Linked DNA regions of Homo sapiens: region 1 is linked to region 2. Evidence: read pairs that join two places in POLR2A ChIA-PET (ENCODE). Cell type or tissue: HepG2. All regions are shown on one strand. Links, peaks and the distances in the headings refer to the core of each region. The heading gives the core; the rest is flanking DNA. Region 1 overlaps USP34 (ubiquitin specific peptidase 34). Region 2 overlaps LOC107985767 (a long non-coding RNA gene).

What was found. Peaks named below come from ENCODE experiments on the same cell type or tissue, not always from the same donor. Only the 100,000 strongest peaks of a DNase experiment are listed, where the experiment ranks them.
Region 1: POLR2A ChIA-PET joins it to region 2 with 5 read pairs; 2 of 35 experiments call an interaction of 5 or more read pairs at or near these places.

What each region holds. Positions count from the first base shown.
Region 1 is chr2:61,448,910-61,464,348 of GRCh38, forward strand. The region is part of intron 1 of USP34 (ubiquitin specific peptidase 34); the gene reads right to left. Among named protein-coding and RNA genes, the nearest start is that of USP34, 14 kb to the right of the region's middle. RefSeq lists silencers at 1,368-1,467, 10,271-10,471, 11,285-11,579 and an enhancer at 15,284-15,439. In HepG2, for the core only: no CTCF peak of the experiment used is centred there; a DNase peak (open chromatin) is centred at 7,436.
Region 2 is chr2:61,738,773-61,754,211 of GRCh38, forward strand. It overlaps LOC107985767 (a long non-coding RNA gene), which reads right to left. Exons shown (of 2, transcript XR_001739092.2): 2 at 5,194-6,351. Among named protein-coding and RNA genes, the nearest start is that of FAM161A, 110 kb to the right of the region's middle. In HepG2, for the core only: no CTCF peak of the experiment used is centred there; no DNase peak of the experiment used is centred there.

The DNA.
Region 1 (15,439 bases), core at 3,252-11,251, 290 kb before region 2:
TCTGGGAGGCCAAGGCAGGTGGATCACCTGAGGTTGGGAGTTCGAGACCAGCCTGGCCAACATGGAAAAACCTGTCTCTACTAAAAATATAAAAATTAGCAAGGTGTGGTGGCGCATGCCTGTAATCATCCCAGCTACTCTGGAGGCTGAGGCAGGAGAACTGCTTGAACCTGGGAGGTGGATGTTGCGGTGAGCCAAGATCGTGCCACTGCACTCCAGCCTGGGCAACAGGAAGGAGGGAATGGAGGGACGGGAGGGACAGGAGGGACAAGAGGAGCGCTCGAACCTGGAAGGCAGAAGTCATGCCACTGTACTGCAGCCTGGATGACAGTGAGACTCCCTCTTAAAAAAAAAAAAAAAAGTAGGAAACTACAAAATATTGTTTAAAGCATTATAGACAACCTAAATAAATAGAAAGATATCCCATGTTCATGGATCAGGAGACTTAATATTGTTAAGATAGTAATAATCCTCAACTTGATACACAGATTCACTACAATCTCTACCAGAATTCCAGCTGGCATCTTTGTAGAAGTTTTCAAGTTGATCCTAAAACTCAGAAGGAAACTCAAGGGACCCTGAAGAGCCAACATAATTTTGAAAAAAAAAACAAAAACAAAAAAAAAACAAAGATTTACACTTTCTGACTTCCAATCTTATTACAAAGCCACAGCAATCAAGACAGTGTAGTACTGGCGTAAGGATAGACATACAGATCAATGAAACAGAATACAGAGTACAGAAAAAAACCCTATATATGTACAGGCAAATGACTTTCAAACAAGGATGCCAAGACCATGCAACAGAAAGAATAGATTTTTCTAAAAATGAAGCTTGGACAACTGAACAGCCTCATGCAAAAGAATGAAGTTGTATCAGCCGGCGCGGTGGCTCACGCCTGTAATCCCAGCACTTTGGGAGGCTGAGGTGGGTGGATCACGAAGTCAGGAGTGCGAGACCAGCCTGGCCAATATGGTGAAACCCCGTCTCTACTAAAAATACAAAAATAAGCTGGGCATGGTGGCGCACGCCTGTAGTCCCAGCTACTCGGGAGGCTGAGGCTGGAGAATCACTTGAACCCAGGAGGCAGAGCCTGCAGTGAACAAAGTTCATGCCACTGCACTCCAGCCTGGGCAACAAACCAAGACTCTGTCTCAAAAAATAAAAATAAAAATACAAAAAGTCTTAAACAAAAAAAAAGGACTGAAGTACTGGCATATGCTACAACATGGACAAAACTGGAAAGCATTATGCTAAGTGAAAGTAGGCAGTCACAAAAAAAACAAATATTAGTATTCCATATACACGAAAGGTTCAGAATAGGCAAATATATTAAGAATGCATATTGGTTGTTGCTTCGTGCTACTGAAATGGGAAGTAGCTTAGGGTGACTGATTGCTAAAAGGTAGGGGAATCCTATTGAGGTGATAAAGTGTTCTAGACTTGTTTGTGGTGATGGTTGCACAACTCTGAATCAGTCGGGTGCCAGTAAGGTATGTGAATTTATTAGATTGGTACAAAAGTAATTGTGGTTTACAAGTGGCAAAACCCCAATTATTTTCGCACCAACCCAATAGTTCACTATAGCTGTTAAAAAAATTATAAAGTATGGGAGGCTGAGGTAGGGAGATCACTTGAGGGCAGGAGTTTGAGACCAGCCCGGCCAACATGGTGAAATCCTGTCTCTACTAAAAATACCAAATAAATAATAAAGTAAAATAAATGATAAAGATGTGCAAATATACCATTTTAATTGGGAACAACAAACAAAAATATCCAGGAGTACATGTAAAAAGAAATACGCAGAACCTACATAAAGGGGAAAAATATAAAACGTCAAAAAGAAACAAAAATTATGTAAAAATGGGAAGATACATTATTTCCTTTCGGGAAAGACACCGTAAGATGTCAACTCTTACCCCACTTATAAACATAATCCAATTTCAATAAAAATTCCAATAGAAACGGAGGAGATGCAAAAAAAAAAAAAAAGGATTCTAAAGTTTCATCTTAACAAATGAGTAACTTGGCCAGGCACGGTGGCTCACACCTGTAATCCCAGCACTTTGGGAGGCCAAGGCAGGCGGATCACGAGGTCAAGAGTTCAAGACCAGCCTGGTCAACATGGTGAAACCCCATCTCTACTAAAAATGTAAAAAAAATTGGCTGGGCATGGTGGTAGGCGCCTATAATTCCAGCTACTCGGGACGCTGAGACAGGAGAATCACTTGAACCCGAGAGGTGGAAGTTGCAGTGAGCCGAGATCATGCCACTGCACTCCAGCCCAGGTGACAGTGTGAGGCTTCATCTCAAAAAAAAAAAAAAAAAAAAAAAAAGAAATGAATAACTTTTCACAACCTATTTGGTTTAACGGCACCAGGCACAAAGATAAATTATAAAGTGACTAAATTAAAACTAGATGATGAAATAATAAACAGCTTAAAAATAGGCCTCCAAGAATATACTCATAAATTCTGTACAAGACAGACATGGTGCTGGGTGCGGTGGCTCACGCCTGTAATCCCAGCACTTCGGGAGGCCAAGGTGGGCGGATCATCTGAGGTTGGCAGCTCACGACCAGCCTGACCAAGAGAGAAACCCCGTCTCTACTAAAAATGCAAACTTAACCGGGCATGGTGGCACATGCCTGCAATCCCAGCTACTCGGAAGGTTGAGGCAGGAGAATCGTTTCAACCTGGGAGACGGAGGTTGTGGTGAGCCAAGATCATGCCATTGCACTCCAACCTGGGCAACAAGAGCGAAACCCCGCCTCAAAAAAAAAAACAAAAAAACAAAAAACCAGACAGACCTGGCATTTCAAATCAATGGAAAAGAGAGAAATTCAAATTTGCTAAAATCACTAAGTCATTGTTCAGAAAAATTAATGTTAGATCCTACTTCATACTTGATACCAAAATAAATTCCAGATGAATAAAAAATTAAATTTAACAAATCCATAAAAGCTAGAAAAAGACTTAATTGAAAGCCGGGCGCAGTGGCTCACGCCTGGAATCCCAGCACTTTGGGAGGCTGAGGCGGGCGGATCACGAGGTCAGGAGATCGAGACCATCCTGGCTAACACGGTGAAACCCGTCTCTACTAAAAATACAAAAAATTAGCCGGGCGTGGTGGCGGGCGCCTGTAGTCCCAGCTACTCGGGAGGCTGAGGCAGGAGAATGGTGTGAACCCAGGAGGCGGAGCTTGCAGTGAGCCGAGATCATGCCACTGCACTCCAGCCTGGGCGACAGAGCGAGACTCCGTCTCAAAAAAAAAAAAAAAGAAAGAAAAAGACTTAATTGAGTATCTAATCTTGAGTGGGAATGACCTTTCTAAATAACAAAAGACTACTTGCCATTAAAACTCAAGAACCATGCCAAGTGAAGTGGCTCGTGCCTATAATTCCCGGCACTTTTTTTTTTTTTTTTTTTTTTTTGAGACAGAGTCTCACTCTGTCACCCAGGCTAGAGTGTAGTGGCGCGATCTCAGCTCATTGCAACCTCGACCTCCGGGGTTCAAGAGATTCTCGTGCCTCAGCCTCCCAAGTGGCTGGGATTATAGGCATGCATCACCACACCCTACTAATTTTTGTATTTTGGGTAGAGACAGGGTTTCACCATGTTGGTCAGGCTGGTCTCCTGACCTCAGGTGGTGATCCACCCGCCTCAGCCTCCCGCCAAAGTGCTGGCATTACAGGCGTCAGCCACCGTGCTGGCCTGTAATCCCCAGCACTTTGGAAGGCCAAGACAGGAGGGTTACTTGAAACCAGGAGTTCGAGACCCACCTGGGAAACACAAAGAGGCCCTGTCTCCACCAAAAAAAAAAACAAAAGTTAAGAATTAGCTGGGCTTGCCAGCACACACCTGCAGTCAGGAGGCTGACATAAGAGGATCGCTTGAGCCTCAGAGGTCAAGGCTGCAGTCAGTCTTGATCACGCCACTCACTACACTCCAGCCCTTAGAGACAGACCAAGACACTATGATGACCCACCCCACAACCAAAAAAAAAAAAAAAAAAAAAACACCCACAACTTTGCAGGAACAAATATAGTAGTTTAAGACATCCTATCATGTTAGGACACCCTATCATACAGATTCTTAAAAATAGAATATCTAATATTTTTAAAAAAAAAGGCACTCTCATATAAAGCTTTTAGGCAATAAATTAATACAACCTTTCTAGAAGGTAACTGAAAATCAGAACCCTTAAATAATTACATCTAGGCTGGGCACTGTGGCTCATGCCTATAATCCCAGCACTTAGGGAGGCCGAAGCGGGTGGATTGCTAGAGCCCATGAGTTCGAGACCAGCCTGGGCAACATGGTGAAACCCCATCTGTACTAAAAATACCAAAAACATTAGCCAAGTGTGGTGGCCTGCGCCTATAATCCCAGCTACTCAGGAGGCTAAGATGGGAGGACTGCTTAAGCCTGGAAAGTAGCGTTTGCAGTGAGCCATGGTCACGCCACTGTACTCCAGCATAGACGACAGAGTAAGACCCTGTCTCAAAAAAAGAAAACAAGCCAGGTGCAGTGGCTTGTGCCTGTAATCCCAGCACTTTGGGAGGCCCAGGAGGGTGAATCACTTGAGGTCAGGAGTTCAAGACCAGCCTCGCCAATATGGTGAAACCCCATCTCTACTAAAAATACAAAAATTAGCCAGGCATGGTGGTGCGTGCCTGTAATCCCAGCTACTCAGGAGGCTGAGGCAGGAGAATCACTTGAACCAAGGAGGCGCAGGTTGCACTGAGCCAAGATTCCACCACACCACTGCACTCCAGCCCAAGCAACAGAGTGACATTCCATCTCAAAAAAAAAAAAAAAAAAAAAGGAAGAAGAAAAAAACCAAAAAACACCAAATTTACATCTTGACCTGGGACATGACCCAGATTTCTATGCTTAAAAATATTTTCATATTTTTTTAAACAGGAAAACATTAGTTAAATATGTGTCACATTCAAAAGACTAAAAGTAGGCTGCCATTAAATTCTGTTCTCAGATACTTGTATTTTGGGTAGAAACAGGGTTTCATCATGTTCGCTCATGTTTTTTATGAGCATTTTATAAGAAAATGCTCATAAAAAACAGTAGGTAAGTATAAACTCAGTTTATACATATTCACAGAAGACAGCTAGATTTATATAAACCAAAATTTTAACAATCACAAGGTTTGTATTTCTTCAGTATTTTCTACAGATTTCTACAGTGATTAAATTATAGGCAGGAAAAGAGAGGGTTTGGGGTTTTTCGAGAAGGAGTCTCCCTCTGTCACCCAGGGGTGTGATCTCAGCTACCTGCAACCTCCACCTCCCAGGTTCAAGTGATTCTCCTGCCTCTGCCTCCCAAGTAGCTGGGGATTACAGGCGTGTGCCATCATGCTCAGCTAGGTTTTGTTTTTAGTAGAGATAGGGTTTTACCATGTTGGCCAGGCTGGTATTGAACTCCTGACCTCAAGTGATCCACCTGCCTTGGCCTCCCAAAGTGCTGGGATTACAGGCATGAGCCACTGCGCCCAGCCAGTTTTTTGTTTGTTGTTTTGTTTTTGTTTTTGTTTTTCCCAAAGGGAAAGCACTGGATCCATGGAGTTATAGAGAAAACTTCTCTGTGTACTTTCATAAACAACAGGTCCCTGGTGACTGTGTCAATATAGTGTTCTTGTTTTGAGATGGAGTCTCCCTCTGTCGCCCAGACTACAGTGAAGTGACACAACCTCTACTCACTTCAACCTCCGCCTCCCAAGTTCAAGTGATTCTCCTGCCTCAGCCTCCCGAGTAGCCAAGATTACAGGGGCCCACCACCACACCCAGCTTATTTTTTTATTTTTAGTAGACATGGGTTTCACCATGTTGACCAGGCTGGTCTCGAACTCCTGACCTCACGTGATCCGCCCGCCTAGGCCTCCCAAAGTGCTGGGATTATAGGCATAGCCGCCACACCCAGCAAATATAGTGGGGTTTTTTTTTTCTTTTTTTTTTTTTTTGGTTGTTTATTTGAGATGAGTCTCACTAGTCGCCCAGACTGGATGGAGTGCAGTGGTGCCATCTTGGCTCACTGCAACCTCCACCTCCCAAGTTGAAGCGATTCTCCCGCCTCAGCCTGGCAAGCAGCTGGGATTACAGGCACACGCCACAATGCTAAGCTAATTTTTGTATTTTTAGTAGGGACAGGGTTTCACCATGTTGGCCAGTCTGGTATTGAACTCCTGACCTGTGGTGATATGCCTACCTTGGCCTCCCAAAATGCTGGGATTACAGGTGTGGGCCGCCACACCCCAGCCTTTTGTTTGTTTTTGAGACAGAGTCTCCGTCTGTCACCCAACCTGGAGTGCAGTGGTACGATCTCAGCTCACTGCAACCTCCGCCTCCCGGGTTCAAGCAATTCTCATGCCTCAGCCTCCTGGGTAGCTAGGATTATAGATGTGTGCCACCATGCCCAACTAGTTTTTGTATTATAATAGAGACAGAATTTCACCATGTTGCCCAGGCTGGTCTCGAACTCCTGAGCTCAGGCAATCCACCAGCCTTGGCCTCCCAAAGTGCTAGGATTACAGGGTTTTTTTGTTTTTGTTTTTCAATCACTCAAAGATAGCCAGGTGCAGTGGTGTGTGCCTGTAATCCCAGGTAACATGAATCTGAGTCAGGAGGATCATTTGAGCCTGGAAGTTCAAGACCAGCCCAGGCAGCATACCAAGACCCCCATCTCAAAAACTTATATGCATATATACCACGTAGACCAACTTAAATTATATCAAGTCCACAAAGTTTTCTCCCATCATCCCAAAACTAAACTCCTCCCACTGCACTTCAACTAAAACTATTTCACAAAATTTACCATTTTTATTTTTCATGCTGTTGTTTTGCATATTTCTTATGCTAGCACTGCGTTAAATGTTGATATGCATTATCTTATTCACTCCTCACAAAATCCCTATGAGACATGTATTAAGAATATCCTCATCTCCAAATAAGAAACAAGGCATTAAGAGGTAAGGGAACTTAGCCAAAGTCAGAGACTTAATAAATGACAGGAGCAAGATTTGAACTCAGGTCTACCAGGTTCCAAAGATCACTCACTCAAGTATCATCCTACTGCCTCATCTGTACTCTGGAACCTTCCTTAAGAGAAAATACACAGCTAAATGTATTTCTATACCTACCAGCATACAGGAGAATGCTTTACACAAGTGTTTATGTTTTTAAAAAAACAAATATTTAAACAGAGTTAAGGTGAAACACAACTCAGTAAATACAATATTAAGAAATGGTTTTCAGTGTATTAGATATCCGTGGGCTTACTGCCCAGAAGCAATTTCACCTCTTTCATGGTAACAACGTGCCAGATTTCTTTTCCAGAAGCACACTCTTAGTTATGAGATTTGGGTGAGATCAGCTTCAAGAATAGGTCCTGATTAGTTTAAACCAATCAAAGTCCATCCTCTTTGAACTCTATTTCAGGAACAGAGTCAATAATATATGAAATGACATTTGTCAGGAAGGTTTTGGAAAAAGCAGCCTTCTTGTTCTTGTACAGTAAGTTCCAGAAAAGATTCACTCTTTTTCTCCGCATAGTTTAAGTACGTGATGTCCAAACACTGTGGTATGAAGATGTGGTATAAAAATGGTGCAGTAGTGCTGGGCACAGTGGCTCACACTTGCAATCCCAGCACTTTAGGAAGCCAAAGTAGGGAGATCACTTGAGCCCAGGAGTTGGAGACCAGCCTGGGAAACATGGTGAAACCCCATCTCTACTAAAAATAAAAAAAAATGGCCAGGCATGGTGGTTCACGCCTATAATCCCAACATTTTGGGAGGCTGAGGCAGGAGGATAGTTTGAGCCCAGGAGTTCACGACCAGCCTGGGCAACACAGTGGGACCCCATCTCAATTTACTAACAGAGTAAAAATAAAAAACACCAAAACGAAAATTAGCTGGGTGTGGTGGCACAGGCATGTAGTCCCAGCTACTATGGAAGCTGAGGCAGGAGGATAGCTTGGCCCACCTGGGACGTTGAGGCTGCAGTTAGCCATGACTGAGCCACTGTACTCCAGCCTGGGCAACAGAGCAAGACTCTGTCTGAAAAAACTAAACAGACCAGTGGTGACTGCTCACACCTGTAACCCCAGCACTTTAAGAGGCTGGAACAGAAGGATGGTTTGAGCCCAGGAGTTCAAGACCAGCCTGGGTAACATGGTGAAACCCTGCCTCTACAAAAATTACAAAAATTAGCCAGGTGTGATGGCACAGGCTTATAGTCCCAGCTACTCAGGTGGCTGAGGTGGGAGGATCTCTTGAGCCTGGGAGGTCAAGACTACAGTGAGCCGTGATCGTGCCACTGCACTCTAGACTGGGCGACAGAGCAAGACCTGTCAAATAAATAAGGTGCAGTAGCCATTTCTGTTACCATAGGAAGGGCCAAACTGAGGTCAAAACCAAGGAAGCCCAGCAAGCCACAGAGAAATAAAGTCCTGATTATGTTATAAACCCAATGATTAAAAGTAAAGCACACCTGAATATACACCTAGACGGCCTACTTATAGCTTTTAAAGAAAAACTCTGTTTCTGCCAAAGAAACGGTTTTTTCTGGTCCTTGAGACAGAATCCTACCTAGTTTAAAAAGAATAATAATTCTCAACCTTAAATTTAACCCACAGGTACTAATATCACGAACTAGTAAAGTGTTGTGTGTGGTGCCTCACGCCTGTAATCCCAGCACTTTGGGAGGCTGAGGCGGGAGAATCACTTGAGGCCAGAAGTTCAAGAGCAGCTTGGGAAATATAGTGAAACCCATTCCCAAATAAATAAGCAAGCAAGTTGGGTGTCATCATGAGCACCTGTAGTCCCAGCTACTTGGGAGGCTCTTTTGAGCCCAGGAGGTCAAGGCTGCAGTGAGCTAGGATCATATCACTGTACTCCAGCCTGAGTGACAGAGTGAGACCCTGTCTCCAAAAACAAACAGCAGCAGCAACAACAAAAAGTACCATTTTATGAAGAGGGTGGCAAGCAAGACATCACAAAAGCAAGGACTGACAGTACTTGATATATCCGAGAAAACAGGAAACACCACATCTAGCCTACCCTTGTTTTCCCTTCTATTATCAACCCACAGTGATCTTACGATTTTTCAGATATTTTAAATAAACACTGATCCTACCACATGCAGGCACTGTAAAACAGTAGTAACAGTTGCAATCATAGAACTGATAGTCTCATAGAATAAAAAAATTACAGTTGTAAACATAGAAATACATAATTCTAAATTGTGGTAAATGCTATGAATAAAAAGAACCAGAGCTACTTCAGACTTGGAGTTCAGGAAAGACTTCTCGAAAAAAATCATTTCAGTCAAAACTTAAAAGCATAAGAAGGTATATACAGGCCAGGCACGGGGGTTCACACCTGTAATCCCAGCACTTTGGGAGGCAGAGGCAGGCAAATCACCTGAGGTCAGGAGTTCAAGAGAAGCCTGGCCAACATGGTGAAACCCTGTCTCTACTAAAAATACAAAAATTAGCCGGGCGTGGTGGCGGGTGCCTGTAATCCCAGCTACTCGGGAGGCTGAGGCAGGAGAATCATTTGAACCCAGGAAGCAGAGGTTGCAGTGAGCCAAGATCACACCATTGCACTCCAGCCTGGGCAACAAGAGTGAAACTGTCTCAGAAAAAAAAAAAAAAAGGTATGTATAAAGGCTCAGTGTCATCAATGAAAGAAGGCAAAAAGGAAAAAAAAAAAAAAAAAGGCAAAGAGAACAAGGGAATGAAGCTAGCAGAGGCTAAGTCATGCAGAGCCTTCACAAGTCAAGGTAGGCCATATTTCACTCCTCTCATTCCCAGCAACTATTTCAAACAGGGCCCACTTGAATCTTCCATCTTCCTTAAAATCTTGGCGGGGCACAGTGGCTCACGCCTGTAATCCCAGCACTTTGGGAGGCCAAGGCAGGTGGATGGTGAGGTCAGGAGTTCAAGACCAGCCTGGTCAACATGGTGAAACCCCATTCCTACTAAATTTACAAAAATGAGCCGGGCACAGTGGTGGGCGCCTACAATCCCAGCTACTTGGGAGGCTGAGGCAGGAGAATTGCTTGAACCCGGGAGGTGGAAGTTGCAGTGAGCCGAGACTGCGCCACTGCAATCCAACCTGGGTGACAAATCAAGACTCCATCTCGGGAAAAAATAAAAACAAATCTTGCCTAATCCACTTTAGCCCAAATAAATCTCTCCACAGTTCCTTTAATGGTTTCTTATGAGTTTCCCAACTTCCACAGTCAGGGTCCTCTTAAAAATTAAAAAATAAAAATAAAAAAAGATAGCTTGGTTAGTGAAAAGTACAGAGAAGAAATAAGCACAACTAAATTCTAGTCCTACCCCTGCTACTTCTTTGCTGTGTGACCTTAGACAAATCTTTCTATTTCTCATGACTCTTACAAAGGAAGTACCTTCAAGGAAAACACTGTATAAGAAATTTCAGTGTTCAAATAGCTACAGAAGTGTATTATCATCACTGTGTTAAATATAATTCATCATAGTATTCCAACTTCATAAGCATGACACCACCTCCTAAAATTTGGGCACAATTAAGATACTTGAAAACAGGCCAGGCACGGTGGCTCACACCCATAATCCTAGCAGTTTGGGAGGCCAAGACGGGCGGATCACTTCAGGTCAAGAGTTCGAAACCAGCCTGGCCAACACGGTGAAACCCCGTCTCTACTAAAAATACAAAAGAATTAGCCGAGCGTGGTGGCAGGCACCTGTAATCCCAGCTACTCAGGAGGCTGAGGCAGGAGAATCGCTTGAACCCGGGAGGCGAAGGCTGCAGTGAGCTGATATTAAGCCACTGCACTCCAGCCTGGGCTACAGAGCCAAAAAAAAAAAAAGGCCAGGCACAGTGACTCACACCTGTAATCGTAGCACTTTGGGAGGCCAAGGTGGGCAGATCACCTGAGGTCAGGAGATCAAGACCATCCTGATTAACACGGTAAAACCCCATCTCTACTAAAAATACAAAAAAATTAGCTGGACATGGTGGCGGACGCCTGTAGTCCCAGCCACTCGGGTGGCTGAGGGAGGAGAATGGCGTCAACCCAGGAAGCAGAACTTGCAGTGAGCCGAGATCGCACCACTGCACTCCAGCCTGAGCGACAGAGCAAGACTCCATCTCAGAAAAAAGATACTTGAAAACAGTTTTATGTTGGCTTTTTTTGAGCACCCACATATTACTTAGTTTCCAAGCTTATTAAGAAATTACAATAGTCTCCCTTATTATCTTTGGTTTTGCTTTCCATAGTTAACCACAGTCACTATGGTCCAAAAATATTAAATGGAAAATTCCAGAAATAAACAATTCATAAGTTTTAAATTGCCATTCCGAGTGGCATGATGAAATCTTGTGCCGTCCCGTCTAGGATGTGAATCATCCTTTTGTCCAGCATATCCAGGCTGCACATGCAACCTACCCATTAAGTCACTAAGTAGCTGTCCTGGTTATCAGATCCACTGTGGCACTACACAATGCTTGTATTCAAGTAACCCTTACTTTACCCAATAATGGCCCCAAAGTGCAAGAGCAGCGATACTAGTAATTCAGATATGCCAAAGAAAAGCTTATTTGAAGTGAAAAGGTGAAAGTTCTTAAAATAATGAGAAAAAAAACAGTATATAGGGTACAGCACTATCTGTGGTTTGAGGTATCCACTGGAAGTCTCAGAACACATTCCACTTGGATAAGGGGGGAATACTGTATACCCTTTTTCTCCTCAAAAGAAATCTTACATAGAATTTCGATTCATAAAACAGGTAGAAGGCCGGGTGTGGCAGCTCATGCCTGTAATCCCAGTACTTTGGGAGGCCGAGGCAAGTGGATCACGAGTTCAGGAGATCGAGACCATCCTGGCCAACATGGAGAAACTCTGTCTCTACTAAAAACATAAAAATTAGCTGGGCATAGTGACGCACGCCTGTAGTCCCAGGTACTCGAGAGGCTGAGGCAGGACAATCACTTGAACCTGGGAGGTGGAGGTCCAGGAAGCCAAGATCGCGCCACTGCACTCCACCCTGGCAACAGGGCGAGACTCCATCTCAAAAAAAAAAAAAGAAAAAAAAAACAGGTAAAGGTGAGCTTTTTGTTGTTGTTGTTATTTCATTCTTATTAATAAAACTTACAAGTTAGAAAAAAAGCGAGCTTTGAATTTTGAAAGAAGGTAAGAGGGGCCGGGCAGGGTGGCTCACAACTGTAATCTCAGCATTTTGGGAGGCTGAGGCAGGTGGATGACTTGAGCTCAGGAGTTCAAGACCAGCCTGGCCAACAGGATGAAACCCTGTCTCTACTAAAAATGCAAAAGAATTAGCCAGGCATGGTGGCAGGCCCCTGTAATCCCAGCTACTCGGGAGTCTGAGGCAGGAGAATCACTTGAACCTGGGAGGCAGAGGTTGCAGTGAGCCGAGATGGCACCATTGCACTCCACCCTAGTGAACAAGAGCGAAATTCCGCCTCAAAAAAATAAAAAAAAAAACCCAAAACACTGAAATCTGAAATACAGAAAAAAAAACATACAATTCATTAAATAACAAAAATATGAATGGTTAAATTTACTAGTAATTGCTTAATACATTCTCTACCAAAATAACTTTTATTTTAAGAGATGAAGTCTTGCTATGTTGCCCAGGCTAGCCTTGAATTCCAGGGCTCAAGTGATCCTCCCACCTCAGCCTCCTGAGTAGCTGGGAATACTACAGGCACACATCACCATGCCCTGCTAAAATAACACTTTCTAAAGGATAATATTCAAGACAGGTGAAAGTGCCCTTACACAGGCACGACTACGACTAAAAGATCAATATATCCTTTCTGGCAAGCAAACAGTATGAAAATAATGAAAAATGTTTATATTTTTTGACACAGTAAACTCACGTCTAGAAATCTAAAAGAACCAGGGATGTAGATAAAAGATTTAAGTAGAAAGATGTACATTTGCGGCATTATTCATAATATGGGAGAACTGGAAACAGATATATTAAATTTTATATAAAATGAAATCTTATACAAAAACATGTTTTCAGCCAGACGCGGTGGCTCACACCTGTAGTCACAGCATTTTAGGGGGCCGAGGTGGGCAGATCATGAGGTCAGGAGTTCAAGACCAGCCTGGCCAACATGGTGAAACCTCATCTCTACTAAACGTAACAAAAATTAGTCAGGCATGGTGGCAGTTGCCTGTAATCACAGCTACCCAGGAGGTTGAGGCAGGAAAATCGCTTGAACCCGGGAGGCGGAGGTTGCAGTGAGCCAAGATCAGGCCATCGCACTCCAGCCTGGGGCAACAGAACAAGACTCCATCTCAGGGGGAAAAAAAAAAAAAAGAAAATCAGCCAGGCGTGGTGGCTCATGCCTGTAATCCCAGCAGTTTGGGAGGCCGAGGTGGGTGAATCACTTGAGGCTAGGAGTTTGAGAACAGCCTGGGCAAAACAGTGAAGCCCCATTCCTACAAAAAACACAAATATTAGCTGGGCATGGTGGTACGCACCTGTAATCCCAGCTACTTGGGAAGCTGAGGCAGGAGAATTGCTTGAACCCAGGAAGAGGAGGTTGAAGTGAGCCAAGATCATGCCACTGCACTCCAGCCTGGGCCACAGAGTAAGACTCCGTCTCCAAAAAAAAAAAAAAAATCAATTCAGGAGAACCGGACAAAGTAGCTCACACCCTGTAATCCCAGCACTCTGGGAGGCTGAGGCAAGCGGATCACTTGAGGCCAGGAGTTTGAGACCAGCCTGACCAACATGGCGAAACCCCATCTCTACTAAATATACAAAAATTAGCCCGGCATGATGGCACATGCCTATAATCCCAGCTACTTGGGAGGGTGAGGCACAAGAACTGCTTGAGCCCCCCAAGGCAGAGGGTGCAGTGAGCCGAGACTGTACCAATGCACTCCAGCCTGGGAGACAGAGGGAAACTGTTTCCCAAAAAAAAAAAAAAAAAGGCAGCCAGGTGTGCTGGTATACACACCTATAGTCCCTGCTACTCAGGAGGGTGAGACAGGAAAATCACTTGAGCCCAGGAGGTCAAGTTATAGTAAGCAATAATCACTTCATTGCACTCCAGCCTGGATGACAGAATAAGACTCCATCTCCAAAGGGGGGAAAAAAATTCCAACTTTAGATTAAATGTCTACTGAAAAAGTTATGTTACTAATTGATTTCGTACCTATATACTCATAGTATCTAAAAAGCTCTGGAAACATGTAGTTTTATTAAACGGTTCACTGCAGAATAACAGTATTAAGAAAGATTCTCAGCCGGGTACAGCATACCCCAACACTTTGGGAGGCTGAGGCAGGAGCATCACTTGAGCCCAGGAGCTTGAGGCTGCAGTGAGCTATAATTGGGCCACTGCACCCCAGCATGGGTGATACACTGTCTCTTAAAAAATAATCAAAAATCAAAAAATTTGAAATTTTATTCAATGAAAAAGATTCTTATTCAGCTATACTTATTACCACTTTTGAATTCCTACTACAATTATCACAGAAATTTGTCTGAATTTTTGAAGATACATAAAACACGGTCAGTAATTTTCACTTTGCCAACTGAACAGTGGTGATTCAGATAGATCATCATAAAATTTATACAATGTTAACTAGTAAGAACTTTTAGGCCAGGCAGGATGGCTCACACCCCTAAACCCAACACTTTGGGAGGCCAAGGGAGGCGGATTACCTGGGGTCAGGAATTCAAGACCATCCTGGCCAACATGGTGAAACCCCACATCGACTAAAATTACAAAAATTAGCCAGGCATGGTGGTGCATGCCTGTAATCCCAGCTACTCAGGAGGCTGAGGCAGGAGAATCGCTTGAACCCAGGAGGCGGAGGTTGCAATGAGCCGAGATCATGCCATTGCACACCAGCCTGGGCAACAGGAACAAAATTCCTTTTCAAAAAAAAAAAAAACTCTTAGCCTAATCTGGGATTAAGTCCTGTGGTTCCACCAAACAGTCACATGTGACCCTAAGCAAGTCACATAAATTCTCTAAACCTTAGTTCCCTCATCTGAAAAGGATGACAGAGTACCTCCCTCAAAGAACTGATTAAATCAGCAGCATGCAAAGCATGTAAAGTACTTAAGTACCCAACACAAACTATTCAATAAAGTAATCTGCTTTAAAAATAAAACACACTGAAAGGCCGAGGCAGGTGGATCACCTGACATCATTAGTTCAAGACCAGTGTGGCCAAACTGGTGAAAATTAGTCTCGACTAAAAATACAAACATTAGCTGGGCGTGGTGGCAGGCGCCTCTAATTCCAGCTACTCAGGAGGATGAGGCAGGAGAATCACTTGAAGCAAGGAGGTGGAAGTTGCAGTGAGCTGAGATCGTGCCATTGCACTGCAGCCTGGGCAACAGAGTGAGACTCCGTCTCAAAAACACCACCACCAACAAAATAAACACA
Region 2 (15,439 bases), core at 4,466-12,465:
AAAAAAAAAAGCCAGGTATGGTGGTATGCACCTATAGTCCCAGCTATTCTGGAGGCTGAGGTGAGAGAATCACCTCAGCCCAGGAAGCTGAGGCTGCAGGGAGCCACGATCACACCACTACACTCCAGCCTGGGCAACAGAGCGAGACCCTGCCTGCCCTGCCCATCCCCCCCATTAAAAAAATATTCTATTTTGAGCAGAGAAGTACCACAAACAAACAAGTAGTCAAGGCAGAAAAAAATGGCAAAACTTAAGAAAATATTTTCATATTCCCAGGATCCAGTGATACAACTATACAGTTGACCCTTGAGCAATGAGAGACTTCAGACACCAACCCCCAGCACGGCTGATAATCTGTGTATAACTTTTGACTCTCCCAAAATTTAACTATTAATAATAGACAACTGTTAACCAGAAGCCTTATCTATAACATAGTTGATTAACACAAATTTTGTATGTTATATGCATTATATACTGTCTTCTTACAATAAAGTAAGCTAGTGAAAAGAAAATGTTACTAAGAAAATCATAAGGTGGCTGGGCGCAGTGGCTCACGCCTGTAGGCCGAAGTGGGTGGATCACTTGAGAGCAGGTGTTCGAGACCAGTCTGGTCAACGTGGTGAAACCCCGTCTCTACTAAAAATACAAAAATTAGCTGGGCATGGTGGTGCACACCTGTAATCCCAGCTACTTGGGTGGCTGAGGCATGAGAATCACTTGAACCCGGCAGGCGGAGGTTGCACTGAGCTGAGATCTTGCCACTGCACTCCAGCCTGGGCAACAGAGTGAGAGTCTGTCTCAAAAAAAAAAAAAAAAAAAAAGAAAAGAAAAAACCACAAGGAAGAGAAAGTTTACTATTCATTAAGTGGAAGAGGATCTTCACAAAGGTCTTCGTCCTTGTCATTTTCACGTTGAGTGGGCTGAGAGGAGGAGGAAGAGGAGGAGTTGGTCTTGCTGTCTCGGGGTGGCAATTTTGTGAGTTTTTTCAAATTGTTGCAAATCTTTAAAAAATTTTCCAATATATTGATTGAAACAAATAGGCATCTAAGTAGACCAGCACAGGTCCAACCTGTGCTGTTCAAGAGCCAACTGTAAGTTTCATGCTATTGTCAATTAATTCCAATGGCTGTGATTTCCCTTAGCTTGCTCTCTGCTCTGTGGCCTCCTATCCATCTTGTATTAACTGGAGTCCTTTGCACAATGTTAGCTCTAATTTCCATGAATTTTCCTATTCTATGTCCCTTTGTAAAACCTTCCTTTGTTTTGCATCACCAAAAGGTATGGTAGCAGGAAAAGCTTAGGATGGGAGAAACATTCTACCACCACTTCTTGGCTCTGTGTAGAGTGGCTTCCTCACTTCCCTATCAGAGTTTTGCTCGTGTTTGGAAGTGGCCAGATGCTACACTTAGGCATCTTGGAATGCTAGCAGCCCCCGATTGCCTGCTCATTGGTCCAGATACTTCGAGCACTGTCCCAAAAAGTTTTTTAGAAAGGAGAGTTGTAGATGTTCCTTATTGATATATATATATAATTTATTATAAATATATAATATTATATTATAAAAATTTTATTTATAGACTACAAATTATTATATATGTGGTATATATATTTCAGTGTCCAGCAGATAAATAAATTTACTGTTTTGAGAAGCTGAAGAAGTGACATTTACTATTAATGTTCTGTTTCTAGAAGCACAGATGAAAATCTTTGCTTTGGAGAAAAGTTGCCAAAACAAAACCCACAAAATGCAAATGACACACAGGAATCCATCAATTGTTCTTGGAGACAACTGTGAAGACAACTGCAGGCAGTTGTAAAGTATCTGAAGGTTTAAAATGTTCAGCCTTCCATTCAGGGATGTAAGTTAGAAGTATCATTAGCAGGACTATGCGCTTTTAGAGTGAGAGACTTTAACAAGTTTTTTTCGCTTTTCTAATTGCCAGTGTAGGCTGGAGTGTCTCTGAAAGTGACGGTTCTTGGAAGATGTAGGTGTATTTTTGTTAAAGCATTTGCTCATGGGAGATTGTAAGACTAGACCATAGGCAGGATTATGTGTAGGTCTGAACTAGTCTTCCTCCTGCGCTAAGAGAAAAGCTCCTTCCTCCTATGCTAGCCAAGAAGACTTAGACTGGTTTGGTCAGGTACTGTATGGAATATATTGCAGCGTGGGGTGAGAGTGCGGCATCCCACACGTGGTATTATTTGAGACTGAACAATTGGCTTTGGAAATATTATCTTGGCCATATGGAGCCAGACTGTGTTTGAGAGTATCCTGAATACATAAAGAACTCTCAAAACCCAATAAGAAGAAGACAAGCAACCCAAATTTTTTTTAAAAATGGGCAAAAGATTTCAAAAAACTTTTTTTTTTTTTTTTTTGAGACTGAGTCTCGCTCTGTCGCCCAGGCTGGAGTGCAGTGGCACGATCTGGGCTCACTGCAAGCTCCGCCTCCCGGGTTCATGCCATTCTCCTGCCTCAGCCTCCTGAGTAGCTGGGACTACAGGCACCCACAACCACGTCCGACTAATTTTTTGTATTTTTAGTAGAGACGAGGTTTCACCGTGTTAGCCAGGATGGTCTTGATCTCCTGACATCGTGATCCGCCCGCCTCGGCCTCCCAAAGTGCTGGGATTACAGGCGTGAGCCACCGCGCCTGGCTGGCTCACACCTCTAATCCTAGCACTTTGGGAGGCTGAGGTAGGAGAATTGCTTGGGCCCAGGAGTTGAAGACCAGCCTAGGCAACAAAATGAGACTCTGTCTCTACAAAAACATCAAACAATTAGCCAGTCACCCTGCTGCATACCTATGGTCCCAGCTACACGAGAGACTGAGGGAGGAGGATCACTTGAGCCCCGGAGGTGGTGCCTGCAGTGAGCCATGTTCATGCCACTGCACTCCTGCCTGGGTGACAGAGCAAGAGCCTGTTTCAAAAAAAAAAAAGTGCTGTTTATTATATATCAATAATACCTGAGTAGACAGCGTTTCAGTGGTCCTACAGATCTGTCTCTTACTTCAGCAGGGTTTGGACAGAAAAGACCTGGGGACTCATAAATAAATAAATAAAATAAAAAAAGAATATCCGAGTAAAGCTGTTAAAAATAGCATATTTCCCTTTAGGAGGTCGAGGCAGGTGGATCACCTGAGGTCAGGAGTTCATGATCAGCCTGACCAACAAGGCAAAACCCCGTCTCTACAAAAAATAGGAAAATTAGCCGGGCGTCATGGCAGGTGCCTGTAATCCCAGCTACTCGGCAGGCTGAGGCAGGAGAATCGCTTGAACCTGGGAGGTCGAGGTTGCAGTGAGCTGAGATCGCACCACTGTACTCCAGCCTTGGTGACAGAGCGAGACTCCATCTCAAAAAAAACAAAACAAAACAAAACAAAAAAAACAAAACAAAAAAACAAAACAAAACTATGTAGAATTTTGCAACTTTACTTTCTCTTAAAAAAATTTTTTTTGGCCTGGCATGGTGGCTCATTCCTGTAATCCCAGCACTTTAGGAGGCTGAGGCAGGAGGATCAGTTAGGGCCAGGAGTTTGAGACTAGACTGGACAACATAATAAAACCTTGTCTCTACAAAATATATATATTTTTAATTTTTTAAGGTTTTCTTTTTTTGTTTTTTTAGGTCTAACATATATAGTATTCGGTTTCCTCTTAACCAGATCCTATAAAAGGCCCACAGCCACTCCAGTGCCTTCACAGACAGGGAGAGTAGAAAGAAGTAGAAGTAGCAAAAGTCTTAACTGATTGCTCTTTAAGTATTAAAATTTGGGGGGGAAGCCAAGTCCAGAGGATCCCTTAGCCCAGGAGTTCGAGGCCAGCCTGGGCAACACAAAGAGGCTCTATCTTTATAAAAAATAATTTAACAAAATTAATCGAGTGCAGGTGCAGATGCGCCTGTAGTCTCAGCTGCTTGGGAGGTTGAGGCAGGAGGATCACTTGAGCCCAAGAGTTCCAGGCTTCTGTGAGCTTTGATTATACCACTGCACTCCAGCCTGGATGACAGAGCAAGACCCAGTCTCTAAACTGAGAAAGAAAGATAAAAAGAGAAAATATTTACAAATTTTACAAAAACATACGCTCATTTGGATACATGGCAAGGGCTTTTTCCAGGGTCTTGGAGGAGGCCTATGTGAGTGCGAGACCAATGCAGATGACCTCCTAAGCACTCCCTGGGTTTGGAGGAGGGAAGAACGAGGATATAGACCCCGCAGTGGAATGGACTTCTCAGCTCCATAGGCTCAGAGCTGTAGTTTGGACATTAAGCTGCATGGCCTTGTTCTGAGGTCACAAGCTAGTGAGGCCCTAGGATGTATCCATTACACAAGGAATGCGGCAAGTTTTGAAAGGTCAGTGGCACCATCCTCTGCAGTTTATGCATGATCACCAACACAGACCTGCCCCGTCGCTCAGGAGATGGGCTCATGTGCTCAGGCAAGGAGGGTAAGACAAGACGCACAGATTCTATTACTGTGCTGCTGTGGCTACTATTTGCTGATTTGTGACTTGAGGCAGATCATATAATCTCTAGGTGTTGGTTTCAACACTAGTAAAATGAGAATCACAAGAATTACCTATTTGTGGGTAATTATTTTCCATGGAAATAATTTGAATCCTTGTTCTGAAATTTGGCTGATCTCTTCCATTATCTAAAGTTCCTTTTGCAGCTGGAGAAATAGTGAAGTGAAAGAGGATTAGATAGCACGGGCAGGGGACCCCAGGTGGAGTGGCCACTGGTGCCCTCTGCTCAGGCTGGAGGAGAACTCACTGAGCCTTCGAAGGAGCGTATGCAAGTGAGGGCCCTGAAACTTATGCCTTGTTTGCTTCAAGTCATATCTGCCTCTGTCTGGAAGCCTTCTATTATAATTTTTTTACATTTTTTGAAATTACTATTTATTGGGTCCTGCTTTGTGCCAGCCACATATATGCATGTTAGTTTTTCTCAACATTAGAAACACATGGAAAGCTTTAAAAAATACACCAACCTAAGACCAATTAAAGCCAAATCTCTAGGGGTGGGGCTTCAGTATCTGTAGTTTTTAAGAGCCCCCAGATGATTCTAACGTGCAACCGGAGTTGAAACTCTCAGCGCACAATGCTACTTTACATGTTAGCTTCTTAACGCCTTACACAAACCTGGAAAATAGGTCCTCTTATCCGTATTCAAGTATATGAATAAACTGAGGCTCAGGGAGGTTAAATATTTTACTCAAGAGGAAATCACAGAGTCATAATTCAAACCCACACTAGTTTGACTTCACAGGCTGCTTTGCTATACCAGTTCCGATCTTTATGTGCCTCTCTGAGAAAGAACAAACTTTTTCATTCAAAGGCAAAATGCAGTGATGAACAAAATATCATGAACTTTTCATGGCAAATGTGACCTCCTTAATTTTAATCCTTTAAGAGACAAAAGAATAGGCCAGGAGAGGCGGCTCACACTTCACCTGAGTCTAGGAGTTTGAGACCAGCCTGGGCAACATGGCAAAACGCCATCTCTATGTCTCCACAACAAACACAAAAAAATTAGCTGGGCGTGGTGGCACAGGCCTGTAGTCACAGCTACTTGGGAGGCTGAGGTGGGAGGATCACCTGAGCCTGGGAATTCCAGCCTGCAGTGAGCCATGATGGCGCCACTGCACTCCAGCCTGGATGACAGGAGTGGGACCCTGTTTCAAAAAAAATAATAAACTAAAAAATAAAAAAGAGAGAAACAATAGAATAAAGCCATATTCCAGAGTTTAGTTCTAAGTTGGATGAGTCCTTTGTAGCCAACAAAACTTCTGATAATCTTTATTGAAGAGAAGCTTGTTGTTGATGAAACTCCTAAGTACCATCTGGGATTGGAATGGGTCCTGGTGGGATACAGCCTCAGATCTCCTGGATACCGGGTAATTAGAAGTCACACAGAATACAGGGCCTCAAGCCTACCTCATGTGCCCCTCACATTAGTTCCTGAATCCCATGTCTCCTTTTTTCTTGGATTCATTGTTCACATTGCTAGAGTTCAACCCCACATGATTATTTCAGTAAAGATCTGTGGATGGTACAATTTCAGAATCTTTGGATATACAAAAATAACCATATTTTGCACTCTCACTTGAAAGATAGTTTTTCTCAGTCTGATTTTTCCTCAGATTGTTGTCTTCCAGCAATGATGCCAATGAGAAACCTGATGCCACACTGATTCCCATTCCTTTGAGCTTAACCTGTTTATCTCTTTGGAAGCTTTTAGGATTTTACCTTCGTGCCCAGTGTTCTAACATTTCACCATGACATGTCCAGGTGTTGGTTTCCATTTCATTCATCTTGGTTAACATTTCCAATGAGAAGACTTGTATCTTTCTGAAATTTGGAGAAATATTGCTTTAATGATTTCTCCTCTACATTCTCTCCTTTCTTTCTTTTTTTGTTTTTTGAGACAGAGTCTCGCTCTGTCGCTCAGGCTGGAGCCCAGTGGCGCAAACTCGGCTCACTGCAAACTCCGCCTCCCAGGTTCAAGCAATTCTTGTGCCTCAGCCTCCCAAGTAGCTGGGATTACAGGCATGTGCCACCATGCCTGGCTAATTTTTGTATCTTTGTAGAGACGGGCTTTCACCATGTTGGCCAGGCAGGCCTCAAACTCCTGACCTCAAGTGATCCTCCCTCCTCAGCCTCCCAAAGTGCTGGGATTATAGGCATGAGCCATTGAGCCCGGCCCATTTTTACTTATCTAACCCCTCAGTGAATCTCTATGAGGAATGTCCAGGGTTCGTCCCGCTCACTTTTCTTACCAGTTGATTCTAGAGTTGGGATGACACTGAGCTCCTATCTGGATTGCTGTCTTCTGCAAGTGTTTTGGACTGTGGTTTCTTTCAGTACTGTTCCTATATATCTGATCCTGTTAGATATCTATCTCTCAGGCACGTTGCAACATTTCTGGTAAAGCCCTTTCTTGCTTTTTAAGCTGTTATAAATTGGGATCTGTGTGTGTGTGTGTGTGTGTGTGTGTGTGTGTGTGTGTGTGTGTGTGTAGCATGTAGAAATATCAACAGTCCTGGGAAATATAGTAGGTATTTAATAAGTACTGTATATTTTGAATTCATAAAAAATGAATGTATGGGCTGGACACAGTGGCTCACACCTATAATCTCAGCACTTTGGGAGGCTGAAGCAGGAGGATCACTCAAGCCCAGGAGTTTGAGACCAGCCTAGGCAACATAGTGAGACTTCCCCACCTTTATTTTATTAAAAAAAAAAAAAAGGAGATGTTGAAGATGAAGAAGAAGAAGAAGAGGAAGAAGAAGAAGGAGAAGAAGAAAGGAATGAAGGGAAAAAAGGTATCTATAAGGAACTTATAAAGAAATTTACAAGAAAAAAACATTAAAAAGTGGGCAAAGGACATGAACACTTTTCAAAAGAAGACATACAGACAGCCAACAATTAAACAATCACACAAAAAAAGCTCAACGTCACTGATCATTAGAGAAATGCAAATCAAAACCATAATGAGATACCATCTCTCCCCAGTCAGAATGGCTATTACCAAAAAGTCAAAAAACGGGCCAGGTGCAGTGGTTCATGCCTCTAATCCCAGCACTTTGGGAGGCCAAGGCGGGTGGATCACCTGAGGTCAGGAGTTCGAGACCAGCCTGGCCAACATGGTGAAACCCCCTCTCTACTAAAAATAGAAAAATTAGCTGGGTGTGGTGGCAGGCCCCTGTAATCTCAGCTATTTGGGAGGCTGAGGCAGGAGAACTGCTTGAACCGGGGAGGTGGAGGTTGCAGTGAGCTGAGATCGTGCCATTGCACTCCAGCCTGGGTGACAGAGCAAGAATCTGTCAAAAAAAAAAAGTTAAAAATAACTGATGCTGGTGAGATTAAAAAGAAAAAGGGACACTTATACACTGTTGGTGGGAGTGTAAATTAGTTCAACCATTGTGGAAGACAGTGTTGCAGTGAGCTGAGATCGTGCCATTGCACTCCAGCCTGGGCGACAGAGCAAGAATCTGTCACGAAAAAAAGTTAAAAATAACTGATGCTGGTGAGATTAAAAAGAAAAAGGAACACTTATACACTGTTGGTAGGAGTGTAAATTAGTTCAACCATTGTGGAAGACAGTGTGGTAATTCCTCAAAGATGTAAAAACAGAAATACCATTCAACCCAGCAATCCCATTACTGAGTATATACCCAAAGGAACATAAATTGTTCTATTATAAAGACACATGCACGCATATGTTCATTGCAGCAATATTCACAATAGCAAAGACACGGAATCAACCTAAATGCCCATCAGTGGTAGACTGGATAAAGAAAATGTGGCACATATACACCCTGCAATACTATGCAGCCATAACAAAGAATGAGATTATGTACTTTGCAGGAACATAGATGGAGCTGGAAGCTATTATCCTTACCAAACTAATGCAGGAACAGAAAACCAAATACTGCATGTTCTCACTTATAAGTGGGAGCTAAATGATGAGAATACATGGACACATAGAGGGTAACATCACACACTGGGGCTTATCCAAGGGTGGAGGTGGGAAGAGGAAGAAGATCAGGAAAAGTAACTAATGGGTAATAAATAGGCTTAATACCTGACTGATGAAATAATCCACACAACAAATCTCCATGGGGGCAGGAGTGGGGTAATCCCAGCACTTTGGGAGACCGAGGTGGGAGGATCACTTGGGGCCAGGAGTTCAAGACCAGCCTGGCCAACACAGCAAAACCCCTCTCTACTAAAAATACAAAAAATTAGCTGAGCATGTTGGCGCACCCTTGTAGTGCCAGGTGCTAGGGAGGCTGAGGCACAAGAATTGCTTGAATCCAGGAGGCAGAGTTTACAGTGAGCCGAGATGGCGCCACTGCACTCCAGCCTGGGTGACAGAGTAAAACCGTCTCAAAACACACACACACACACACACACACACACAACTCATGACACAAGTTTATCTACGTAACAAACCTGCACATGTAACCCTGAACTTACAAGTTAAAAATAAATAAATGGTAAAAGAAAAAAAAAGAATGAATGAGTATACGTGTTATGTGTGTTTTTTCTGTTGTTCTTCTTGTCTGTACATCATTCCTATTTATACTTCTTCTTCTTATTTATTTATTTATTTATTTATTTATTTGAGACAAGGTCTCACTCTTTTACCCAGGGTGGAACACAGTGACGTGATCATGGCTCACTGTAGCCTCTACCTCCTGGGCTCAGGCGATCCTCCTGCCTCAGCATCCAGAGTAGCTGGGACCACAGGTGCATGCCACTATGCCCAGCTGGTTTTTTAATTATTTGTAGAGACAAAGTCTCACTGTGCTACCCAGGCTGGTCCTGAACTCCTGGGCTCAAGCAATCCACCCACCTTGGCCTCTCAAAGTGCTGGGATTACAGGCATGAGCTACTGTACCTAGCCCATTCCTATGTCTTTTGAAGAATGTATCCTCCTTTCCCCCAACATGTGCTTCTGGTGGGGTTATCAAATAAACCCAGGCCCCGAGACCACATGTATGCACCGGTGACCCAATCCTAACCAAATGGGAATATCTTATTTTCATGGCCATATTTACCAATACAAAACAGAATAGGTAACCCGACATGGTCCAATAAGTCTCCTTCTGTAGGAGAGTGAATGAAGTCAACACACAGATAGGCTGAGCCAGAGTTGTGGAGGATGAGGGATGTAGATAGACAAAGAGAAACCTGGAGGGCAATTGCATTTGAGCCACTAGATATGGCAGCCAAGTTCACCTTTTAACTTTCCAGGGACATAGGTCAAACAATTGCCTTTTGTGTTTAAGCTTATTTGAGCTGGGACTCTCTAACGTACAACTAGAAGAGTCCTGACTAATACAATGTCTAAAGAAAGACTATTTCAACTTTGAGGAGGATTGGTAAGCACTGTAATCTCACAGCTCTGAAAAGCAGTATACCTTCAGTATTGTCCAGGAGAATGGCTGTCACAGACATAATCCTGTAGTGGAAATGGAATCACTAAGTCTTTAAGATCAGCCAGCTAATTTCCCTTGATCTAATTCCCAGGGCACCAAGAAGCCTCTGATTATAAATTGCCTACCCAGGTAGAATTGCCTAGAAAGACAGTAAGCAATCAACAAGAATATCCAGTATACTCAATACTTGTTTCGTTCATTTTTAAGCAATAAGTTGTCAATGCTCTAAAATCAGATCACTTTGGTGAATGCTAATATTGAATTTTCTGAACCTAGAAAGGCCTCAAACCAACATAATCTAGTGGTTAAAATATAGATTCTAGCACCAGACTGCCTGGAGTTGACTCACAGCTCTGCTACTAGCTGTGTAACTTGGGTTGAGTTTTTTAACCTATCTGTTCCTCATTTTCTCATTGATAAAATGGGACTATAATAGTAACTACCTCATAGGGTTGTTAAATGAGAATTATATGCATTAATACCTATGAAGGAATTAAAACATAGTAAATACTGTATAAGTACTTGAAAAAATAAAATAAATATACTAAGGTGAGGAAGAGACCTGGAATGTGGTATCCACTCCAGGGAGACTGAATGACTGCCTCTCTAATACACGAAGAAGTTTAGAACCTCTTTCAATTATTGGCTTACATTTCTAAGTGATGGGCTGAATTCTAAACTTCTAGAGGACAGGAAGGTGCCATACTCATCTTTATGTTTCTAATGCCTGGGACTTGATAGGCCCAAAGAGACAGAAAGTACCCTGTTCGTGAAATCCAAAGATAGGGGTTGAATCTTCACTATACCGCCCAGTGTTTTTCCTAGAACAATTTGGTTAACCTCCCTGACCCTCATTTCCTGCAGCAGCAGTAAAATGAGAATAAGAATACCTCTCTCAATTATTGTGAGGATGAAAGAAGATAATAATTTAGGGAAGTATCTGGGATGTAGTACATGTTCAATCAGTATGGGTTTCCTTCCAATGTTAAAGTTTATAGTTATATAAATATTTTTCATATTATTCAAATAAAGGAGCATATATTCATTTAAGCATTCTATGACAAAATACCTTTGCTGCGCTTATAAGGTCAGCTGTTAGCATCATGACAATAATGCTTTAAGAAAATACATAAAAGGCTGGGCGTGGTGGCTCATGCCTATAATCCCAGCACTTTAGGAAGCCGAGGCAGGCGGATCACCTGAGGCCAGGAGTTCAAGACCAGCCTGACCAACATTGTGAAACCCCGTCTCTACTAAAAATACAAAAAATTAGCCAGGTGTGGTGGTGCATGCCTGTAGTCTCAGCTACTCGGTAAGCTGAGGCAGGAGAATCACTTGAACCCAGGAGGCGGAGGTTGCCGTGAGCCAAGGTCACACCACTGCACTCCAGCCTGGGCGACAGAGCGAGACTCCATCTCAAAAAGAAAATACATAAAACATAAATGTATGACTTTTTAGGGAAATGATTTCACTTTCTGAATCCTTGGCCAGGACTTTTAACTTTAAATGAGATAGAATCAGCTGAGATACTGGTTGGTATACTAGTTATTAAAAATCTTCCTTACAGGGCATAGGAAAATAAATTCAAATATATTCACTTCTTTATACATTCAAAATCTATTTTGATGAGCATCTATTATGAGCTAGGCACTTTGCTAGAGATTAACTACGCATTTTCTATGTTGAATCTGCAATGAACATAATTTGCATCTTCTTTAGCTTTAGTTCTTAACAGATGACATGTTCAAATTTCTTCAGATGCTGATTACTCATTCATTCATTCAATATACATTGAGATCTGTTCTATCCCAGTCACTCTGCTAGATGCCGGGGACATAATAGCAAACAGACAGATAAGGCCCCAGCCACCATGGAGCTTACATTTCCACTGAGGGAAGGGAAGGAAAAGAAGTAAAATAATTACAAACTGCCATGAGTACAAGAAGGGACACAAAAAAGGAAGAAAGATGTACAATAGCAGGGGAGGGAGCAAGGAATATTCCATCAGGGTGCTTAGGGAAGGTCTCAAGGGCAGGGATGATCCTGGTTCACTGCTATGAGGGGCACGTAGAACATGCCTGGAACACTAGGCACTCAATAAATGAGTAAGGAGATAACACATAAGCTGAAACCCAAGATTGGCAACCATTCAAGGAGAAGAGCATTCCAGCCAGAGAAAACAGCACGTACAAAATCTCTGAAGTGGAGAACTTGGAATGTTTGAGGACTTGAAAGAGATCAGTGTGGCTGGAGCAAAGTGATCAAGGAGGGACAAGAGTAGGAAAAGATGAGGTTGGAAAAACTGACAAGGACCAGCCAGATTATGCCGGGCCTCAGAAGCAATGGTAAGGAGTTTGTAGTTTATATAATTTTTTAAAAAATAAACAGAATAATTCTAGTAACATGGGTATAACTAAAGGGAAATATATTCACTAACCCAGACACTACGGATGCTTTTATTTTTTTTTTTCAAGTTAATCAACCTCTTTATTTGAAGACAGGGCAAAATAAATAAAAATCTTTGTCTTTCACTTCTGGCTCAGGTTTGGCATTTCTTTTTTTTAAGTTTTATTTTAAGTTCAGGGGTACATGTGCAGGTTTGTTACATAGGTAAGCTTGTGTCATGGGGGTTTGTTGTACAGGTTATTTCATCACCCAGGTATTAACCCTAGTACCCATTAGTTATTTTTCCTGATCCTCTTCCTCCTCCCACCCTCCACCCTCTGATAGGCCCCAGTGTGTGTTGTTCCCCTCTATGTGTCCATGTGTTCTCATACAGGTGCTCCTTGATTTAGAATGGACGTAAGTCCCAATAAAACCATCTTAATTTGGGGCCAGGCGCGGTGGCTCATGCCTGTAATCCCAGCACTTTGGGAGGCCAAGGTGGGCAGATCACGAGGTCAGGAAATCGAGACCATCCTGGCTAATACAGTGAAACCCCATCTCTACTAAAACTACAAAAAAAAAAAAAAATTAGCCGGGCATGGTGGCAGGCACCTGTAGTCCCAGCTACTCGGGAGGCTGAGGAAGGAGAACGGCATGAACCCGGGAGGCAGAGCTTGCAGTGAGCTGAGATCGTGCCACTGCACTCCAGCCTGGGCGACAGAGTGAAACTCCATCTCAAAAAAAAAAACAAAAAAAAAAAAACAAAAAAAAAAAAACCATCTTAATTTGGAAATATTGTAAGTCAAAAATGCATTTAATACACTTAACCTACCAAACATCATAGCTTAGCTTAGCCTACCTTAAACATGCTCAGAACACTTACATTAGTCCAACGTTACATTAGCTGGGTAAAATCATCTAACACAAAGCCTATTTTATAATAAAGTGTTGGATATCTCATATAACTTACTGAATAATGCACTGAAAGTGAAAAACAGAATGGCTGTATTGGCACTTGAAGTATGGTTTCAACTGCATGCATATTGCTTTTGCACCATTGGAAAGTCAAAAAATGGTAAGTTGAACCATTATAAGTTGAGGACTGTCTGTATATTTCTATGACTTGTGACTGAAGTTGACAAGAGAAGGATCATGAAGATGTACTTGATGGAATTCCAGGCATGTTAGCATAGTTCTTAGTAGGTCTTAAAATGGAAATAAAACTCAAGGCTTTATTCTGAGAATTTCTTCAAGCCTCTTTGTTAAATTCACATCAGCACTAGAAAAGTACACAATATCTGCATAGATTTAAACAACTTTTAATCCAATTCAAAAAGGAGGTATGATAAGATCCTTAGGATTTGGGTTGTGGAAATAAAGTATTAATAATACTCTCTCTTGGGCAGGTACGGTGGCTCATGCCTGTAATCCCAGCACTTTGGGAGGCCAAGGCAGGTGGATCAGGAGGTCAGGAGTTCAAGACCAGCCTGACCAACAGGGTGAAACCCCGTCTCTACTAAAAATACAAAAATCAGCCTGGCATGGTGGTGAGTGCCTGTAATTCCAGCTACTCAGGAGGCTGAGGCAGGAGAATCACTGGAACCCGGGAGGCAGAGGTTGCAGTGAGCCGAGATCACACCACTGAACTCCAGCCTAGGCAACAGAGCGAGAGACTCTGTCTGAGGAAAAAAAAAAAAAAAAAAACTAGGCTAGATGCGGTGGTTTATGTCTGTAATCCCAGTACTTTGGGAGGCCAAGGTGAGCAGATCACAAGGTGAAGAGATCAAGACCATCCTGGCCAACATGATGAAACCCTATCTCTACTAAAAATACAAAAATTAGCTGGGTGTGGTGGCATATGCCTGTAGTCCCAGCTACTCGGGAGGCTCAGGCAGAAGAATCGCTTCAACCCGGGAGGTGGAGGTTGCAGTGAGCCAATATCGCGCCACTGCACTCAGCCTGGTGACAAAGTGAGACTCCGTCTCAAAAATAATAATAATAGTACTCTCTCTTTAATTGTCTTTAGGGGCACTTCATAGAGCCACCTACTTAGATAACCCATAAATATCCCCAAATTGCATTCCCTACCTCAGTTTATGGACATATAAACTGAAACAGGAAAAAGAACAAACTGGAATAGGTTGAATATACATTTTTTCCTTCACCTCTATTGACCCTATCTGTATTTCTTCCACTATCAAAGGCAACAAACAAAGGGAATAAATAAAGCCCTTCTATGATAGGTAAGACTGTTAGCCCAGAATGATTTGGGACCATAAAAGCAGGTTGAATTACTCTGACTGGAAGGTGACAACCAATCTGATCTGACCCTTCATCTTTTTCCATCCTCCAGATCATAAAAATCTAAACATATAACTGCAATAAAATAGGAACACCATTTGGAATTACTGTGACAATTGTTATAGAGATTAACATTTTAATTGAAAACTTCCTATGTGTAAAAATAGCTTAAACAGGATGTCTTAGTTCATTTTCGGTTTCTATAACAGAATACCATAGACTGGGCAATTTATAAAGAAAAGAAATTTATTTGACTCATGGTTCTAGAGACTGGGAAGTCCAAGAGCATAGCACAAGCATCTGACAAGGGTCATCCCATGGAGAAGAGTGGAAGGTGGAAGCAAGCACATTAGACAGAGAGACAAGATGGGGGCCAAACTTATCCTTTTAGCAGGAGCCCACTCCCACAACAATGAACCTACTCTTACAATAATGGCACTAATCCATTCATGAGGGCTCTTTAATCACCTCTTAAAGGCCCCACCTCTTATTTAATAATATCATAATGGCAATTAAGTTTCCAGCACATGAACTTTGGGGGACCTATTCAAACCACAGCACAAGGGATAAGAGGAAATACCAGATGCGAACTAGTTCATTCAAAAGGAATTAATAGTTTTTGCTTTTAAAAAATTCAAATCAATTGCACCTTCTGGTATTACTCTGTAACAAACACTTAAAATACATTATATCATGTTATCCTCACAGCAACCCTTGAGGTCAGTTTTAATATTTCCATTTTGTAAAGGAGTCTTAGAGAGGTTATTTACCCAAAGTCACACAAATGATACCGTTATAATAATAAT